Regions from separate parts of the Homo sapiens genome. Here all the other regions are linked to region 1. The links are chromatin loops, found by intact Hi-C in ENCODE. Cell type or tissue: GM12878. All regions are shown on one strand.

What was found. Peaks named below come from ENCODE experiments on the same cell type or tissue, not always from the same donor. Only the 100,000 strongest peaks of a DNase experiment are listed, where the experiment ranks them.
Region 2: it touches region 1 in a loop (2.2-fold over the local background); 5 of 110 quality-filtered maps call a loop at or near these places.
Region 3: it touches region 1 in a loop (11-fold over the local background); 87 of 110 quality-filtered maps call a loop at or near these places.

What each region holds. Positions count from the first base shown.
Region 1 is chr11:78,562,349-78,566,348 of GRCh38, reverse strand. It overlaps NARS2 (asparaginyl-tRNA synthetase 2, mitochondrial), which reads left to right. Exons shown (of 14, transcript NM_024678.6): 4 at 77-217. Among named protein-coding and RNA genes, the nearest start is that of NARS2, 11 kb to the left of the region's middle. In GM12878, a CTCF peak has its summit at 1,741 (motif pointing right); a DNase peak (open chromatin) is centred at 1,768; H3K27ac peaks cover 306 bases.
Region 2 is chr11:78,463,768-78,467,767 of GRCh38, reverse strand. It overlaps NARS2 (asparaginyl-tRNA synthetase 2, mitochondrial), which reads left to right. Exons shown (of 14, transcript NM_024678.6): 11 at 1,755-1,892. Among named protein-coding and RNA genes, the nearest start is that of LINC02728, 36 kb to the right of the region's middle. RefSeq lists a silencer at 275-442 and enhancers at 1,669-1,728, 1,839-2,078, 2,249-2,298. In GM12878, no CTCF peak of the experiment used is centred here; a DNase peak (open chromatin) is centred at 2,197; H3K4me3 peaks cover 551 bases; H3K27ac peaks cover 1,839 bases.
Region 3 is chr11:78,226,852-78,230,851 of GRCh38, reverse strand. GAB2 (GRB2 associated binding protein 2) reads left to right here. Exons shown (of 10, transcript NM_080491.3): 4 at 3,801-4,000. It also overlaps a transcript of USP35 not described here. Among named protein-coding and RNA genes, the nearest start is that of USP35, 40 kb to the right of the region's middle. In GM12878, a CTCF peak has its summit at 2,280 (motif pointing left); DNase peaks (open chromatin) are centred at 2,261 and 3,441; H3K4me3 peaks cover 749 bases; H3K27ac peaks cover 2,009 bases.

The DNA of each region.
Region 1 (4,000 bases):
AGAAATACCCTGGAAACTGATTTTATTAAACAGTATCTCTTTTGACTTCTAATTTGTTCTTTTCATTTATTGGCAGGATTTCCCCATCAAATATAAAGAGAGGCATCCTCTGGAGTATCTGCGACAATATCCTCACTTTAGGTGTAGGACTAACGTTCTGGGTTCTATATTGAGGATTCGCAGTGAAGCGACAGCTGCTATTCATTCTTTCTTTAAGGTAAGATCCTAAAAGTTCCCTCTTGACCCTTTAAACAGTTTTAATAACTGTTTAAAAACAGTTGTGTCTTTTTCTCCTGATGTTAACATGTCTGTTAGTTATGGGTTAGTTTTGATTGGTCTCTTCATTATGGGTTATGGTTTCTTGACTCTACATGACCTAGCTTTGGGTGCCAGACATTGTGAATTTTACCTTGTTGGGTGTTGTGGGTTTGCACACAGCTATTGATATCGCTTTGATCCTTTGAGGTCTTGCTTATGTGATTTGTTAAGCAGGTCTGTAGCAGTGCTCAGTCTAGTACTATTTATTCCTCACTGAGGCAAAGCCTTCCTCAGGTCCCGACCTACAGCCTTGAGAATGATGAGTTTTTCTAGTTTGTGGAACAGGTATTGTTTCCAGCCAGCATGTGAGCACTGGGCACTGTTTTCTCTAATCTTTTTAGATGGTTCTTTCCCTAGCATTGGATAGTTTCCTCACACAAATGCACTGATCTACCTAATACTGCAAGGTGGCCCTCTGCAGCTCTCTCTCTGATATTCTAGCGTATGAACTCTAGCCACTTGGGTCTCTCCAGACTCTGAGTTGTGTCTCTTCAACTCAGGGAGTCTGCTGGGCTCTACCTTACTTTTTCCCCTTCCCTGTGCTGTGGCCTGAAAGATCTCAAGGTAGTAAGCTGGTCTACTGGTAGGGGTTTACCATGTTTGTTTCCCATCTCAGAGAGAGATGGCTTTTGTTGTTGTCTTGAAAACTATTGTTTCATGAGGTTTGCTTTTTATTGTTACTGTTTTTGTTGTTGTTTTACAGTGTTTTTGGTTTCCTGTTTCTCCATCTTGGTCATAGATCTATATTTTGTGTAAAGTAAGCACTAATTTTAAAGAGTTACTGGTGTTGATCAAGTAGGTCTATCTAATGACTAAGGACATTTTGTCTCATTTAGCTTTGCTTCTCAACCATTTCCCTCTACCTGGGAAAGCCACAGTTTAATGTGGTTGACAAGTTGCTAAGGTGAAGGGACCTTCTCTCCCTGTGGATGGGAGGGCCCCAAAGACAAGGAGTGATCCAGCAGATAAAGTTTATTGTTATTCCACGTGGTTTTGTGAGGCTTCCTGTGGTACTTCTCCAGATCCACCTAATTTGCAGAGGTTGTGTAATAGTGGTTATAGACTTCCCTTGGGCTGTATCCAAATTCACACAGCCCCAGTCTCACCAAGAAGGTTCTTGCCCCTTGAAAAAGCTCCTTCAGATTCACTTTTGGTCAAAGAGCTAAAGAACATCATGGCTTTAAGGCATATGCTTTTGATAAGACAAAGGAAAATAAATCAAATTATATAATGTTATCCCATTATAGTTTGTAGGGGTCCAGTTACACATGCTGTCAGAAACTTTGCTATGCAGCTTCCATGTGGATTTTCAGTACTGCTTGAACCACACAATTGTAAAAATACCTTTTTGTTTTTTAACCACATGGCTTCAACAGCTGATAAATTATTAGTTCTGAAGGTTTTGTAGGCTTTTGGCCACTAGGTGGTGGTATTGACAAGTAGACTACACTATACATTGATTACTTGAAACTTTTAGAGATATGTAAACAATTAAAAAGTAAGACAAGCTAAAAAAAAATTGAAATAAAAAAATAAAGTAGTCAGGGTGCAGTGGTTCACATCTGTAATCCCAGCACTTGGGGAGGCTGAGGCAGGAGGATCTTTTGAGCCCAGGAGTTGGAGACCAGCCTAGGCAACATAGTGAGACTTGGTCTCTAGTAAAAATAATTAGCCAGGCATGGTGGCATGTGCCTATAGTCCCACCTACTCAGGAAGCTGAGGCAGGAGGATCACTTGAGCCCAGGAGGTGGAGGCTGCAGTGATCCGTGTTTGTGCCACTGAACTCCAGCCTGGGCAGGAGAGTGAGATCCTGTCTTAAAAATATTATTATTACTGGGCACAGTGGCTCACACCTGTAATCCTAGCACTTTGGGAGGCCAAGGCAGGCGGATTGCCTGAGTTCAGGAGTTCAAGACCAGCCCTGGCAACACGGTGAAACCCTGTCTTTACTAAAATACAAAAAAATTAGCTGGGTATGGTGGCGTGTGCCTGTAGTTCCAGCTACTCGGGAGGCTGAGGTAGAATTGCTTGAACCCGGGAGGCGGAGGTTGCAGTGAGTAGAGACTGCGCCACTGCACTCCAGCCTGGGCAACAGAGCGAGATTCCATCTCAATAATAATAATAATAATAATAATAATAATAATACTGTGTGTGTGTATACATATATATATATATATATTTTTTTTTTTTTTTTTTTTTTTGATACAGAGTTCACTCTGTTGCCCAGGCTGGAGTGCAGTGGCATGATCTTGGCTCACTGCAACCTCCGCCTCCTGGGTTCAAGGGATTCTCCTCCCACAACCTCCCAGGTAGCTAGGACTACAGGTGCGTGCCACCACACCCAGCTAATTTTTGTATTTTTAGTAGAGACGGGGTTTCACTATGTTGGCCAGGCTGGTCTAACTCCTGACCTCAGGTGATCCAACCACCTCAGCCTCCCAAAGTGCTGGGATTGCGGGCGTGAGCCACCAACCCTGGCCAAAAATTACTAAAATGAAATTTGAAAAACATTCATGGCCGGGCGCTGTGGCTCACTCCTGAAATCTCAGCACTTTGGGAGGCCGAGGCAGGCAGATCACGAGGTCAAGAGATCGAGACCATCCTGGCCAACATGGTGATACCCCGTGTCTACTAAAAATACAAAAATTAGCTGGGCGTGGTGTTGCGTGCCTGTAGTCCCAGCTACTTGGGAGGTTGAGGCAGGAGAATCACTTGAATCCGGGAGGCGGAGGTTGCAGTGAACCGAGATTGCGCCACTGCACTCCAACCTGGCGACAGAGTAAGACTCTGTCTCAAAAAAAAAAAAAAAAAAAAATTCAAGTGGTTGGAAATAACTTGAATTTTAGCACCATTCGTGATAGAGTAGTTACAAAAATAGACACTTTTTGAGTAGTAATAAATTCACTTAGTATTTGTAAAGACCTGGAGAATATAATTCTGTTACCTACCTTTATGTGTGATAGTTATCTACCTTTATGTGTGATACTTAGGATTAGTTGTTTAAAGAACCCTTTCTGTAGTACTATAAGGCATATTAAGTAATAGTTATATGTTACCTAGTATTTTGTAGTGTTTCTTTGATCTGTTACTTTGGGTTTGCTAAAAGATGTTAAGCCTCCAAATAAAAAATTTTCGTAAGTTTCAGTTTTGTTAATTAAAATATAGAAATGTGGGGGAAAAATGGAAACTTGAACAGTACTTTTAAGACACTTTAAGGATCTAAGGTTATTTCTTGGTTTGAGTATGAAAAATATTTTTTGTATAACCTTGTTTGCTCATAAAACTGACATACTTGTTATGTACTAAAACTTGGCTATTTAGAATCCTCAAGGAATGAGTCATTCAGTAAAGCCAAGTTTCTGAAATAACTGAGGAATTTTCTCTTTAGGCACCAATTTTTTCTAAATTCCAGTGGAAGTGTTCCTAAAATGAATTACTTACTTTCCCCTCTTCCTCAGTGAGCCAGTAGAAAAGATTCTGCTCTTTCTTTCTCAGTGAGTCGAGGTTCTTCCTGTGAGTATCAGGGATTGTTCTTCTCTGTATGGCAGCGTTTTCAAAGCCTGCCACTGACTATGTGAAGTATTTTTGTTGTTGTTGTTTTGAGATGAAGTCTCATACTGTTGTCCGGGCTGGAGTGCAGTGGTGCAGTCATGGCTTACTGCCACCTTAATCCCCCAGGCCC
Region 2 (4,000 bases), 99 kb after region 1:
AGTTAACACATCTGTCATTACCCACACTGTACATTAGATCCCCAGAACTTGTTCATCTTATAACTGAAAGTGTATACACTTTGACAAATATCACCTCATTTGCCCCATTCCCAGACCCCTGACAACCACTGTACAACTCTCTCTTTCTGTGAAGGAACTCCTTTGTTTATTTTTTATTGTATTTAATTAATTAATTAATTTATTTATTTATTTATTTATTTATTTTTTGAAAGACAAGATCTCTCTGTGTTGCCGAGGCTGGAGTGCAGTGGTGCAAACATGGCTCACTGCAGATTCCACCTCCCAGGCTCTCATCATTCCTCCCAACTCAGTCTCCCAACTATCTGGGACTACAGGTGCGTGCCACCAGGTCTGGCTGATTTTTTTATTTTTTGTAGAGACAGGGTTATGTTGCCTAGGCTAGTCTCGGGCTTCTGTGCTCAAGCACTCCTCGGCTTCCCAAGGTGCTGGGATTAAAGGCATGAGCCACCATGCCTGGCCAGAGCTTTTTTATTTTATTGGCAATGATATAGGTCCAGAGAGACCACATGGTCTGTCAATGGACATATGTATAATGTTGGAGGCAAAACTCTTTTCCTATTCCAGTTATTTTTTCCTGTAACTAAGATACTGCCAAACAAGTGGTAGTAATAAGATAATGTTAACCTTTGTGTTTAAACTATTCCTTGTACCGGTTCAATCCCAATTAAGTCAGATCTTTATGTATTACAAAAGTAACCTCTGTTTGTTATATTTATGATCAATTCTTTGTGTAAGTTTTCATTTCTTTTTCTCCTAACCCTGGAAGCTTCATGAAGTCAGGGATTATAACTTTTTCTTACCACTATATCCAGTATATCATATGGTACCTGGAATTTAATAGGCACATTAGTATTTGCTTAATAAATATATTGAACAGAGTTAATAAATATTCATCAAAGAGCATCTCATACATGAGTTGACTCTTTTTATTTAAAAAGAAGTCACCGGCCATCACTGTGGCTCACACCTGTAATCCCAGCACTTTGGGAGGCCAAGGTGGGCAGATCACGAAATCAGGAGTTCAAGACCAGCCTGGCCAACGTAGTGAAACCCCATCTCTACTGAAAATACAAAAAAAATAGCCGGGCATGGTGGCGGGCACCTGAAGTCCCAGTTACTTGGGAGGCTGAGGCAGGAGAATCACTTGAACCCGGGAGACAGAGGTTGCAGTGAGCCGAGATTGCACCACTGCACTCTAGCCTGGGCGACACAGCCAGACTCTGTCTCAAAAAAAACAAAAGTCACCAAGAGAAGTCATTTAGCCAAAGATAGGCTCAATATTAGGAATATTATCTTCTATCATTTAATTTCCTGAGACTTAGGAACAATAACGTGGAAGAAGCTGTAGGCACTATTAAAAATTGTGATTCTGAAGTCAGGTTTTTTTTTTTATCTCCTTGTAAAGTAGACTTTGTTTTCCTGCAGGTGCTGTATTGTCTGCTCCTGGGGGGTGGGGGTGGGGGAGCAATGGGGACACAGTAAGCATAGTGTCTATCTACTGGCCTCAGCTTTCATCTTTCCAGGCCTGTAGGTGTTCTTGTTAACAAATATCTCTCTCTTGTTTAGTCAGCTGTGTAACCTTAGCAGCTAGCTCCACACATGGAGCCTCAGGAAGATGAAGCCCTTAGAATTGATGCAGGTTATTTTCAGCTGCTTAATTGTATATTTCACCTCTGTCTCCTCTTTTGGTCATTTCTTTCTTCTCATTACAGTGGGGTGCTGACCTACGGACTGAACATGAAAAGTACCTGGTGAAGCACTGTGGCAACATACCTGTCTTCGTTATTAATTATCCATTAACACTCAAGCCTTTCTACATGAGGGATAATGAAGATGGCCCTCAGCACACGGTAAGAAGAGATACTAAATAAATTGGGGTTAGTCCTCTTAGGTTGGGTTTTTCATTTAGCCTTTGTGATCTTTTCTTAAATGTCATCTATCACTCTATCTCTTAAAATGATAATGTTTTTCAAAGACATCTCTTAAAAATTTTTCCCAAAGAAGATCCCAGTGTTCTATAAACGTACTTCCTCATTTCTGTCACAAGGTCTTCTTCTTAGTTTAGCAGGTGCAAATCTAGGTTTTCTTTGTTTCGTTTTGTTATGTTTCATTTTGTTTTGTTTTGTTTTGTAATGACTGAGAGGAAGTGGCCTAGAACACTGTATGGCTATACCAAGCTTGTTAGTCTGTGGTGAAGTACTGGTTAGGAGACTCCTAGGAGGGAAGGCATACTGGGCAAGAGATGAGAGCAGTGGCACTGAGAGGTGACAGCGTGCTGGTAGCCCTCACAGCCCTCTCTCGCTCTCGGCGCCTCCTCGGCCTTGGCGCCCACTTTGGCGGCACTTGAGGAGCCCTTCAGCCTGCCACTGCACTGTGGGAGCCCCTTTCTGGGCTGGCCAAGGCCGGAGCCGGCTCCCTCAGCTTGTGGGGTGGTGTGGAGGGAGAGGCATGGGCGGGAACCAGGGCTGCCTGCGGTGCTTGCGGGCCAGTGCGAGTTCCAGGTGGGTGTGGGCTCGGCGGGCCCCACCTGCTCCGGGCAGTGAGGGGCTTAGCACCTGGGCCAGCAGCAGCTGTGCTCAATTTCCTGCCAGGCCTTAGCTGCCTTCCCGTGGGGCAGGGCTCGGGACCTGCAGCCCCCCATGCCTGAGCCTCCCCACCCCTCCGTGGGCTCCTGTGTCGCTGAAGCCTCCCTGACGAGCGCCGCCCCCTGCTCCACGGCGCCCAGTCCCATTGACCACCCAAGGGCTGAGGAGTGCAGGCGCATGGCGCGGGACTGGCAGGCAGGTCCACCTGCAGCCCCAGTGTGGGATCCACTGGGTGAAGCCAGCTGGGCTCCTGAGTCTGGTGGGGACGTGGAGAACCTTTATGTCTAGCTAAGAGATTGTAAATACACCAATCGGCACTCTGTATCTAGCTCAAGGTTTGTAAACACACCAAACAGCACCCTCTGTCTAGCTCAGGGTTTGTGAATGCACCAGTGGACACTCTGTTTCTAGCTACTCTGATGGGGACTTGGAGAACCTTTATGTCTAGCTAAGGGATTGTAAATACACCAATCAGCACTCTATCTAGCTCAAGGTTTGAAAACACACCAATCAGCACCCTGTGTCTAGCTCAGGGTTGTGAATGCACCAGTGGACACTGTCTAGCTACTCTGGTGGGGACTTGGAGAACCTTTGTGTGGACACTCTGTATCTAGCTAATCTGGTGGGGACGTGGAGAACCTTTGTGTCTAGCTCAGGGACTGTAAATGTACCAATCAGCGCCCTGTCAAAACAGACCACTCTGCTCTACCAATCAGCAGGATGTGGGTGGGGCCAGATAAGAGAATAAAAGCAGGCTGCCCGAGCCAGCAGTAGCAACCCGCTCGGGTCCCCTTCCACACTGTGGAAGTTTTGTTCTTTCGCTCTTTGCAATAAATCTTGCTCCTGCTCACTCTTTGGGTCCACACTGCCTTTATGAGCTGTAACACTCACCGCGAAGATCTGCAGCTTCACTCCTGAAGCCAGCGAGCCCACGAGCCCACCGGGAGGAATGAAGAACTCCAGACACGCCGCCTAAAGAGCTGTTAACACTCACCGCGAAGGTCTGCAGCTTCACTCCTGAGCCAGCCAGACCACGAACCCACCAGAAGGAAGAAACTCCAAACACATCCGAACATCAGAAGGAACAAACTCCGGACGCGCCGCCTTTAAGAACTGTAACACTCACCGTGAGGGTCCGCGGCTTCATTGTTGAAGTCAGTGAGACCAAGAACCCACCAATTCCGGACACTGCACAATCAGGCAAAGGAAAAGCTGGCTTGGCAGAGCAGGAGGAGGCTTAGACTGCTTTGGTTTGGACTATCAAATAGAAATAGTGAGGGGAGGGCTATGAAGGGATACAGGCAGTCTAGGCAGATTTTCCCTGTCTCAGCTCTTGTCTGACCGTCTCTTCTCTGTCTGCCTGTTTTGTCTCT
Region 3 (4,000 bases), 340 kb after region 1:
GGAATTCCCCATCTAGATTATTGCCCAAAGGGACCACATTTTAGCATGGTTTGCGCAGTGGGGGCACCCAGAGACCTGGCTGCTAGAACAAATTCCCTGCCCTCTGAGTATGTAACTTTGGGCAAGAGTCCCTTGTTCAACTCCTCTTACTTGGTTACTGAGGTGATAATCAGTCTCCCTCAACATGTGTCACTATTATCTATCATATGCCTGGCACTATGCCAGGGTACAGGATATGGCCCTCTGCCTTCTAGGAGCACATGGTCTGGTAGAAGTGGAAAGACACAGACCTGAATAACTGACATAAGGCAGAATAAGGTGAGTGTTGCGATGGAAGCACAGAGTGCTGTGGTAGCACAGAGGAAGGAATGATTACCATAAAAAGGAGAATTAGGGACCTGTAATACCTTTGTAGAGTGAAAAGGCTTCTTGTGGACTTTGTGTAAGGTGTTGATGTATCAAGGAAGCGTTCCACAGGGAGGTGAGTAATGCAAGACCAGGGCTGAAGTTTAGACTACACAGGACATGTTTAGGGATGAGTGAGTAGTTCTGTGAGCGAGACAGGAGGATGCCGGGGTAGAGGGAAGTTGGAACGTAAGCTAGTGGGTTCTACAGAGGAAGGGCTTTGATCTGCTGATCAGAAGGTTTGGGCCAAGCCCAGGAAAAGGGATAGCAGCAACATACGTTTGTTTATTCATTTGCTTACTTACAACAAACGTTTATTCATTATTTATAATGCAACAAGCATTAACCTAGGTGCTAAGGAGAGAAAAATGAGTAAGACACAGTTTCTTTCCTCAAGGAAATCACAGTCTGTTGGCAGAGATAAGTAGTAATGGTGCCTAATATAGGTAACACTTGCTACCTGCTCCAAGAACAAAGTTAAGCAAGTGATTAAGTTAAGCAATGCTTAGAGGTAGAGGATGTAAGAATGGCCTTAAAAAATGTGTCTTCTGAGATGAGTTTGAAGGATAAATGGAGTAGGAACTTGCCAGATTGAGGTAAGAAGCCTTCCAGACACAGCCCAACAATGCAGCAAAGCCCAATGCTTGACTAACTGGGGCACACAGGGAACACTGCAAAGTTTGGTTTGGATCCTAGAGTGGAAAAGGGAACTAAAGAGAAAAGATTGGTGAGATGAGTTGGGATAAACCTAGGAGTTTGGGCTTAATCCTGAAGCATTGAGGCGGTGTTGAAAATGTTTACACTGGGAAGTTAGGAAAGTAAATATTAGTAGGATGGAAGGATCAGAGAGGCCCTGGGCAGAAATCATAATGTGGGTGACTCCCAGGTTTCTGGCTTGAGTAACTGTTGCCATTCCCAAAATAAGAGAGGCAGGAGGAGAAGAGTTCCAGAGGAAGATGATGAGTTCATTCTTGAGTATGTTGAAGGTTATTGCAGGGTGCCTGTGATGCTCTTGCAACCCCATCCCCACCTTGAAATCCTTCAGAGGCTCCCCGTTCCCTTTAGTCCTGGCCTGGCCTCCAGTGTCTTCTCTCAGCCCTGCCTTCTAATGTGCTTGCTGCAGCCTGAGCAGCTTCGAGTTTCTAGAACTTGCCAGGTTGTGTTCTACATCTTTGAGCCTTCAACTAGAACACCATTTCCCTTCTCCTGCCTTCTGCCTGGCCAGTTGTGGCTCATCCTTCCAGACTCACTCAAGATAAAACATCTCTGAAGGAGGCTTCCCTGACATTGTCTACCACCACCCCCAGCAAGGGCTGATACCAACTGTCAGCAGCTACATACTCACCCCTACTTGACTGTAATGATTTGCATCCATGTCATCTCCTGCCCTACTGTGACATTCCCAGACCACCCCTCACTGGGCAGGTGGCATCTCTGTATCCCTTTTGCCTGGCCCAGATGGAAATTAGGACATCAGTAAATGTAAAATGAACAAATCCAGATGGGAGCATCCAACAGAGAGTTGGAAATTCCAAAAAAAGCAAAATGAAAGGCACCAAAAAAATGCATACAACATTAACACCTTATGTCTACCATTCGCTCCCCCCGCCACCCCCGTCCTCTTCCCTAAGCACTACATTATCTAAAGCCTAGATGTTCAATCATCCAAGCCCATGGCTGTTGGCTTGGTTATGTGTCTGGAATGGAACAGAAAGGGAGGAGGAGTGCAGAGGCCCAAGGAGGAGCATCAGTGAAGGTTTGGAGACTGACCTGGAATTCCTAGCCATCATGGTGGGTACAGTTTACATGAGAGGAAGCCTGGCTTTACACACCTGTTTCCTCTTTCTAAGCTCTGGCCCCTATTTTCTAACACCATCTGGTGGCCACATCTGTAAATAACAAACTCCTCAGGAGCTGAGAGAGCTTCTATAAGGCAAAAGGTCCAGGGATTGGCCTCAGAGGGCTATTATGTATTACAGCCCCAACAAGTTTATATGTATACGAGATTTGCCTTTTCTGATGAGACACTCCAAGAGCTTTTGACCAGAATCTTAAAAACTCCTATAGCCTCCAAAAGGCTTAGAATCCCTGCTACAAAGGATTGATTCTTTTTTTCCCCAAGTGAAATCCTATGAAGAATCATACACAAGCTAAAGAAGCAGACCTAAATCCCTGCTTGCTCAGAACCTCACCCTCCAATTTCCCAAAGCACTTACAGAGAACCTGGAATCTAGTTTGAAAACCACTCTTGTGAAACGAAGGGCTTGTAGAGCATCGGGGCCAGATGGGCCCTTAGAAATCATTGTGACGTACTAGGTCCCACCTGAGAGAGGAGGCTTGGTGATACACACAGCACGTATCAGTAGCAGTACTGGAACCTAACACAAGTCTCCCCTCTTGTTTCTCTTCTCTTTTTACTGCTTGCCTTATTGCCCAAAACCTAAATTTAAAAATGTACTAATCAAAACTTTTTCTATATATAGTTCCCAAACAGGAAACCATTCTTCATATAGATTTCTAGGTCTCTGGAAAGAGATCTTTCCCCTCAAAATGCCTCTTAACCAACCATAAATCATGGTAGAAAATAAATCTAGAGCTTACGTTTGAATAGTTTGTTGTTTGTTTGTGTTGGGGCGTGTGTTTTTTTGAAACAGGGTCTCATTCTGTTTACTAGACTGGAATGCAGTGGTGCGATCATAGCTCACTCTAACTTCGAACTTCTGGGTTCAAGCGATCCTCCTCCCTTAGCCTCACCAGAAGCTAGGACTACAGGTGTGCAGCACCCTGCCCAGCTAGTTCTTTTTTTTTTTTTTTTGGTGGCAATGGAGTCTTATTGTGTTCCCAGGCTGGTCTTGAACTCCTGGCCTCAAGTGAACCTCCCACCTCAGCCTCCCAAAGTGCAGGGATTACAGTCATGAGCCACTGCACACTGCACCTGACCCAAATAATTCTTTTCAACTTACAACATCAATACCCATGGGCTAGTTTCACAGTGGCAGAATAGACTCAGAGAGGTAAAATGACTTGTTTGCTGTTTCCTGTCATCAACTTAAAGGTTCTTTCCACTGTCTCACAACATTTGTGTTCGAATGTGCATATTCTGCGGTACTTAAAACAGTGAACAAATAGGCAATCCATCTGGCTTATTGATACTTGTTCAGGGAGTGGGGGTTATAACCCCTGCTATTAACTGCCATTTGGAGATGGGGGACGGATGAAGTCTAACATTGTTTAAACATTCATATACTAGAGTCTGAACAACCTTCAAAATATGCTTTTAGTCACCATTTTACAGATGCCTAAACCAAAGTATAGAAAGAGAAAGTGCTTTGCCTCAAGGTCACACAGCTAGTAATTGTCTCACCCTCCTGCCCTTTCCCTTCTTTCTCTTTTAGGAGTGCCAGCTTCTCTCAGGGCACCAGAGCCTCTTTTCTCATGAGGAGTGACACAGCTGTACAAAAACTTGCCCAGGGCAATGGACACTGTGTCAACGGGATCAGTGGTCAAGTCCATGGCTTCTATAGCCTTCCCAAGCCGAGCCGGCACAATACAGAATTCAGAGACAGTACCTACGACCTCCCCCGCAGCCTGGCCT